Linked DNA regions of Mus musculus: regions 1 and 2 are each linked to region 3. Evidence: chromatin loops called from intact Hi-C (ENCODE). Cell type or tissue: heart. All regions are shown on one strand. Region 1 has its middle 27 kb from the start of Mmgt2. Region 2 has its middle 38 kb from the start of Zfp287. Region 3 overlaps Lrrc75a (leucine rich repeat containing 75A).

The links. A loop is a pair of places that touch in the nucleus more often than their neighbours do. Peaks named below come from ENCODE experiments on the same cell type or tissue, not always from the same donor. Only the 100,000 strongest peaks of a DNase experiment are listed, where the experiment ranks them.
Region 1: it touches region 3 in a loop (7-fold over the local background); 37 of 42 quality-filtered maps call a loop at or near these places.
Region 2: a loop joins it to region 3, with 6 times the contacts of the local background. A loop is called at or near these places in 5 of 42 quality-filtered maps.

Annotation. Positions count from the first base shown.
Region 1 is chr11:62,674,780-62,677,279 of GRCm38, forward strand. No RefSeq gene overlaps it. Among named protein-coding and RNA genes, the nearest start is that of Mmgt2, 27 kb to the left of the region's middle. In heart, a CTCF peak has its summit at 1,200 (motif pointing left); a DNase peak (open chromatin) is centred at 1,162; H3K4me3 peaks cover 628 bases; H3K27ac peaks cover 751 bases.
Region 2 is chr11:62,692,266-62,694,765 of GRCm38, forward strand. It overlaps a transcript of Zfp287 not described here. Among named protein-coding and RNA genes, the nearest start is that of Zfp287, 38 kb to the right of the region's middle. In heart, a CTCF peak has its summit at 1,220 (motif pointing left); no DNase peak of the experiment used is centred here.
Region 3 is chr11:62,612,662-62,615,161 of GRCm38, forward strand. All of the region lies in intron 2 of Lrrc75a (leucine rich repeat containing 75A), which reads right to left. Among named protein-coding and RNA genes, the nearest start is that of Snord65, 9.4 kb to the left of the region's middle. In heart, a CTCF peak has its summit at 1,174 (motif pointing right); a DNase peak (open chromatin) is centred at 1,180; H3K4me3 peaks cover 1,114 bases; H3K27ac peaks cover 1,443 bases.

The DNA of each region.
Region 1 (2,500 bases), 62 kb after region 3:
AGCTTCGAGGCAGGAGCCAGCATCTGCTGATTTCATCCCAGCTTTAACCAGCTACGGAGCTGTGCCTCGCCCCACCCCCACCCCTCTCAAAACTGAATATTTAATATAAAGAATTGTTTGCGCAGATGTTGGAAGACCCAAAGAGTCAAATCTGCAAAGCTTAATAACCAGCGTAATGGATACAGCAAGAGGCCATGAGAATAACAGACAGGGAAGAGTCAGGTTGCCAGAACTCAGGGAGGTCCTGCGGGGTAGAAGATCAGGCCCTCAAGGGAAAGTATTGTGCATCTGGTGATTCAGGGTGGCGCGGAGGGGGCGGGCAGTCACCTGTGCACCAGCATCTTCTGAGAGAATGGAATCTGGGAACTTTGGTTCAGTCTGCTCATCGTGCCTGGCCTTGGTGACGCTGTTGGCACACATGGGAAAATGCTTTGCAAAATCCCCACACACCAGGGAGAAGAGGTAACGCATTCTTAGGATTCACCACAACAGTGCCGTATCCACACCCGCATCTTCCCGCATTTCACACAACTCAAGCTCTGTCTGTGTGCTTGCTGTTTTCTGGTATGTCTGCTTTCAAATGTCCCCAGGGGGCCCAGTAAAAAGGTTGGGGAGCCTTTGTAGCATGCCACAGGCGTCCTTGTTGGGGCTAGCCTCTCCTACCTATTAGTTGTATCATTATCATCACGATCATCTTTTATGTAGCCCAGGCTAGCTTCGAACTTGCTATGTAGCTGAGGATGGCCCTGTACTCCAGATCCTTCTGCTTCTGCCTTGTGAGTGCTGGGACCACAGATGTGCACCACCATGCCTACATGCCCAGTAGTCTTGAGGAGGCAGATCAACAAGGTGGGGTCATGAAGCTTGTGAAGGGGGACTGTCACCTCTGCCACAGTGGTTTGCAAAGCTCGGTCCAGAGCTTCTGCTCAGCCCCGCTTTCTCCCTTCCCAAGATCCCTCTCTCCTTTGCCCTTCACATTGGTGTTGCTGTAATTGTACCTCAGGAAATAACCCTGAGGCATCCGCCGTATCGGAGCCCCCAACTGGATCTGAGCCACTTCAGCCACTCTCTCCTCACAGTCCGAAAGCACCGTTAAACAGGAAGTTAGGGCGCTTTGGTGTTGTGACTGCCTGTGGACTGTGCAGTGCCTGGAGGGCGGAGGATTTGTTTAGCATCCCTCTCCTGCCATCTGGTGGATGGATAAGAGGATTATGAACAGACCCGGCAGGCAGGACACCTAAGAGAAAAGAGTGTTTTCAGGGGGGGAAAGAGGAAAGCAGCAAATGGAATGCCACTCTGCGCTGAGGCCTAATCCTAGGCAGCATGCCCTCCCTCGCTCGCTCACTTCAGCTACCTAATCAACGTTGCAGAGAAAGCTGCATGACTTTTGGCGTCTGCAAGAAGAGTGTCACCATCCTCCAGCTATGTCACCAGCTGTAAATGCCCTCAGAGGCTGGCTGGCTTCACAGAGCAGGCTTTTCTCTTCACTTAGGACGAAGCCTTAAATGGAAGATTCTAGACATGAACATTGTCTGATTGTGCCTTATTCTGATATTATGATGAATTTGGCTCTGTCCCGCTCTATCCCACTCAGGACAAGAACCGCCCATTGGTCCAGTGTCTCTGTGTACATGTGCTAATAGCCATCCCTGTTGTCGGTATGACTGCCATGGTCTCACACGCTGGTGTTCAAGTTGCCTATATTTTACTCAATAATGTCTTCAAAGTGCAACACTAGGGATGCTGGCAATTTTGCCATAGTCTATCTTACTGTTGTTGGTAATCTCTTCCTGGGTCTAGTATGTTAAAGTAAATGGTATGCGGAGTGTGTGTAGAAAAAGCAGAGTGTACATAAGGTTTGCTACTATCTATCTTCTGTTTTGAACACCCACTGTGGGTCTTGGAAGATAGCCCTCTCAGATGAGGGGGACAACTGCATTCACAAAGAATGGGTTCTTGCTAGCTTGTGACATCATAGACAAGGTGGCTGCAAGACTCACTCTGGAGCCAGGTGGTGGGGATACACACCTTTAATCCCAGCACTCAGGAGGCAGAGGCAGGTGGATCTCTGTGAGCTGCAGGCCAGCCTGGCCTACAGAGTCAGTTCCAGGGCAGCCAGGGCTACACAGGGAAACCCTGCCTGGGAACAAAAAACAAGACAAAACAACCAACCAAAAAAAAAAAAAAAAAAAAAAAAGACTCACTCTGAAGACGCTTCCTGTGTTCTGTGTAGCTTGGGAGGGAAGACCTATGGGTCACGTAGTTTCAGAGGTGCTCAGCTCTCTCTCTGCTGCTTCTGGGCCTGCGGTAAGTGTTGCAGGAACTTCCCCCAGGGAGACATAAACAAATGTTTTTGTTTTTGTTTTTGTTTTTGACCCCAGACAAAGCACCAATGACCAATCAAAGAGATGTGTCTGTTCAGGTCTGCCTTGGTGAATCAGTGAGTTTATTTGGCGTGTAGAACCAAGGGTGAAGAGTTACTCAGAGGAGTGTGGGTTAG
Region 2 (2,500 bases), 80 kb after region 3:
GACTGCTCTTCTGAAGGTCCAGAGTTCGAATCCCAGCAACCACATGGTGGCTCACAACCATCCCCAACAAGATCTGACTCCCTCTTCTAGAGTGTCTGAAGACACTCTTCTAGAGTGTCTGAAGACAGCTACAGTGTACTTACATATAATCAATAAATAAATCTAAAAAAAAAAAAAAAAAAGTCAAGTGATAGATTTATTGTCTGTTTCTGCTATACAATAGTTAAAAATGTCTCACTGTAGAACGTTCTCTTTCACAGAAGGACCAGTGTCAGGTGAGTGGGCTTACAGTATGTGGCCGGAAGTCTGTCCTGATGAACCTAGAGCCTCATATGTGCCAGATGGGGCTCAGTCCACGGGCCACATCCTCTGCTCTCACTATGGTTTGTTTTAAAAAGATTCTACTTTTGTTTTCTTAGTTATGCATATATGTGTGTGTCATGTGCATATGGGTTTTATGTATGTGAGTTGTAGGTACCCACAGAGGCCCGGAGTGTCAGGTCAGATCTTCTGGAGCAGGAATTCTAGCAGTGAGCACCCGATGTGGGGGCTCTGGGAACCAAACTTGGGCCTTCTGCAAGAGCAGCATAGGCTTGTAACCGTGGAGCCGTTTCTCCAGCCCGTTGTAAGGACTTTCTTTTCTTTCTCTTCCACAGCACCTTACTCTTTTCAAATTCTTTGCACAAGAAGAGTCCCAGCTGTGCAGCGGATGTGCTGAACGCAATTCCTTAGTTCTATGTTCCCCTCCAGCAGTAATTGCCCACTCTTCTGCTGGGAGAAGCTGCTGAAGCCACAAGGAAGACCTCTCCAGGCTTCCTATCTGGGCCTGAACTACATTGTTTCAGAAAAACTGCCATGTTTCTTCATCATGATGCCGGATCATCAAAAAGTTTAGGCTATGCCATACCATGGTCACGGTGTCAGGGACAGCAGCTACAGTTGTGGACATTTATGCTTTTGTCCTTATGGTGTCTTTCTAGGAGAAAAGGAAAAAAAAAAAAAGGAGAGATATGCTTATTGTGTGTCACTTGCTACCCAAGAAAGAGCACCAAGAAACTGACTATGCGTTCATATTTCCTTCTGTTAAGATGAGGGTGGGGGAAGGGAAGTAAATCATAAAAGTTGACAATGGTGAGCTACGAAGAGGAAAACTGGGCTTAGCAGCTTAGAAGCGGTTTACCAGTTTCACTGGCTAGGCCTCAAGATGTCAGAGTCGTTGCTCCCTCTAGTGGTAAAATCTAGACCCGTCCTTTCCATTTCGGTGGTTGGTACTGCTCTGTGGCTTCAGTGTGTGGTCTAAAGTTGTGTTTTCTTCTGCTAAATTGTCCTCTGTTTGTCTCTTCCAATACTTTTGCGATATTATTTAGTGCCCCCAGGTAGTGCAGGATGATTTTTGCCTATCTTGAGATCTCTAAGCACCCTCTCTCCCCATCACTTTTCCTTAAAATAAGAGTGCTTGTCCAGGGCTGGTGAGATGGCTCAGTGGGTAAGAGCACCCGACTGCTCTTCCGAAGGTCAGGAGTTCAAATCCCAGCAACCACATGGTGGCTCACAACCATCCGTAACGAGATCTGACTCCCTCTTCTGGAGTGTCTGAGGACAGCTACAGTGTACTTACATATAATAAATAAATAAATAAACAAATCTTAAAAAAAAAAAAAAAAAAAAAAAAAAAAAAAAGAGTGCTTGTCCAGCATGCATGGAACTCACAATTCAATCCCCAGTGTAAGCCCAGCATTTGGATTAAAATAAAAATAAAATAAAATGAAGTAAAATAAAAAGAAAGAAAATAAAAAGTTCCACATTTACAAGTCCAGGAGTTAGGATGTGGACATATTTGGTGGCCATTATTAATTTCAGGGCTTCTTAAAAAATTTCCACTCAGAAAATTCTGTAGCCCTAGGTATATAGATTTATAAAACATGTATACAGGGACTTTAGAAATAGATGGATCAGTAGTTAGGAGGACTGGCTGCTTTTCCATAGGACCCCAGTTCAATTCCCAGCAATTCCTAATACCCACATGGTTTCTCACAACCCCTCTCTCTGTAACTTCAGGCATGCAAGTGGACACAGACACACATGCAGGCAAAGCACTCATGAAAAGTGTGTAAAAATCAAGTATTTACAGAGAATAAAGAAATTAAAAATAAAGAAATTAATTTAAGAACAATTCTTTGCTATAGGTTTATTATATGTTCCAGGCAGGGTTTCTCTGTGTAACCCTGGCTGTCCTAGAACTGGCTCTGTAGACCAGGCTGTCCCAGAGATCCTCCTGCCTCTACCTCACTGGAATGAAAGGAGTGCACATCTTCTGCACATGGAATATTATCACTTGCTAAAGATAAGCAAAATCTCACACTAACAGGATAGATATGCTTATTTACATGACACACAGTATTAAATCTTAGCTGAATATTTGGTATTTGAAGACACAGAATGAACATCTCCACCAGTTTTCAGAGTTGAAGGACATTTTGATTTTATAACTGCCAATTCT
Region 3 (2,500 bases):
GGAAGCATCATTTAGCTGGGCAGATGCATGCATGCATTGCTGGTTTCTCCACTCAGTCTGTGATGTGACGGTTACTCCTGCCACCTTGGCATCCCACACACAACAGACTGTCCCTATGAACCGCGAGCCAGAATAAACCCTTTCTTTCTTAAGTTGACGTGACTAATTACGGACATGCTGATTAGGAAGCCCACTGCACCTCCAGCTGGGCTTCCTCAGGATCTGGTTGAACCCCTGGCTGTGGAATAAGCTGAGGGGAACGGAGAGGAGACTGGACAGACAGAGAAGGCACCGAGACAGCTGTGAGTGAAGCAATGGGAACCTGGAAGAGGGTGGCTCGAGTCACTGTGGTAGCCACTGTATGGACAATGAGGGCCTTTCTCAGTACAGGCTTGCCTGGGGTGAGGAGCAGGGGTAGGGACTGGTAATGGTGACACCTGACATATTCTCAGCCAAAGAATGGGGATATGAGGATGGGACATGATACAGAGATGGCACGTCTAGAGTTCATTTCCCACCTTGGAATTCCAGGGAACCTTCAAAAACCAACACTGGTGGTGAGTAGGCAGGTCCTCTGGCAACGTGTTAACTTTATTTTTAGTGTACAAAATAATAAGTTTCATTATGACATTGTTATATACATATTATTATATCGTATTCACATTCTCTCCTACTGCTCTCCTCTGTCCCTCCTCCCACTTGCCGATCCCTGTCGCCTGAACAGCCAGCCCCCTTTTCTGCTTTCATGACACACCACTCGGGGAAAGACTCGATATTTTGTCTGTCTTCTCTCCCATTCTCTCCCTTAGTCTTGACTGCTCCCCTACCTCCCAATCACCGCTTCCTCCTCCTAGTCCTCCCGGAAAACTGATTCCAGTATGTAGTCACAGCGGAGAAGCTCAGGGGACTTAAGGACAAGAAGGTCAGAGGATGGGATTGGAGGCACGCCCAACATCGTTTTGGGATGCTCTGGGACAGTACTGTTGCCAGTTTCCAGAAGAAGCTGAACTAAAGCCCACATCGGAGCTCCTCTGTTTTAGCTCCTCCTCCAATCACTTTCCTGAGTTTCCAAATACCCAGGACCATGCCCTCCCACTCAACTATCCAAGCTGGAGCAGCTCAGGCTGCTTAAGAGAACAAAGGCATAAAGAGGGCTGGCAGTGCATGGCGTCGGCCACTAGGGGGCAGAGGAGCATAGGGCGAGGCTGCTGCTGCTACCAGAGCGAGCCGAGAGAATCTCGGTCTTCTCATTGGCTAAACAGGAACAATGGCTGGGCACGCCAATTAGAGTTGAAAGCAACTGTAAAGAGCACACAGAGATGACTGCCCCTCTGCTTGCCTGAACTAAATACACCACGGGTCTTTTCTTTTGTTCTTTTTTTTTGTGGTGATTGGGATCCACTGTGGCCTCAGATGGCAGCTAGCACCAGCCACACCTCCTGTCCTTACTGAACATGTAGAAATCATTACTGCATCTCCTCCCTTCGCTCGCTCGAATGCCTATGAACGCACACAGTCCTACCACTCCCACTTGACCATGAGGGAGCTGAGGCATCTGGTTCACCATGCATCTTGTAAGAGGCAATGGATCCAGACATCGCCCGGTGGCTGAGCGGGTCTGCCTCCTTAGAAACCCGGCCCTTTTGCCTACTCATTCGAGGTGCTTTTATTCTTTTCTCAACTCCCTCTTTTTCAAGCGCTCTCAAGGCCTTCTTCCAGCAGACAACAGGATTGAGTGGAGCTGGCCCAGAGGAGGAAAGTGTGTATATAGGTTTGTGTCTGACAGTATAGGGTGGTGGCAAGAAATGAGGACCCAGCATAGAAGGGAATTGTTTAGTGTCAGAGTCCTAGCTGTCTCCCAGGTGTGGAACAGCCACACCAGTGGCAGTGAGCACTGCTTGTCACCTATGCCTGCATGCCTGGGTCTAGCACTCTCCTTGGGAACTTCCTATTTCTCCCCACGGTTCTGCTCACCTACCATTGTGTGACCAGATTCCCCTAAGCTCCTGGCAGCTGGTCCAGAAATCGCCTCAGTACACCAGCAGGTTTGCTTCTTCCTGGAACCTGGACTGGAAAACGAGATAGCTTCCAGGGATCGGAACCTTGACAAGTAAACAGGGACCATAAGTAGCCATATTCCCTACCATGTGGGGGGATAGGAGAGAGCTCTGTGAACAGGAAACAGGATAGAATGGAGCAGAGCGGAGATGGATGGGCTTGCATAGCATGCTTGCTCTGTAGCCCTCATGCCTCTATAATGCTGAGCTGCCTTTGGATCCACGAGACACTGGACTGCGTGGGTGTCTGTTAGTTGCAGTTAGCAATGCATGAGGCTCGCTGTCCGGATTGTGGAATAGGCTCCTAGCAACTCTTCCTCACGCCCATGGAGAAGGAAGGCAAAGGAAGGGGTGGGAGCTTGGCACAACTGCCAGGATTTGGGGCTCTGTGGCCTCTCTAGACCTCAGCAATACCGTGCTAAAGAACTAAGGAAGGATTTGCT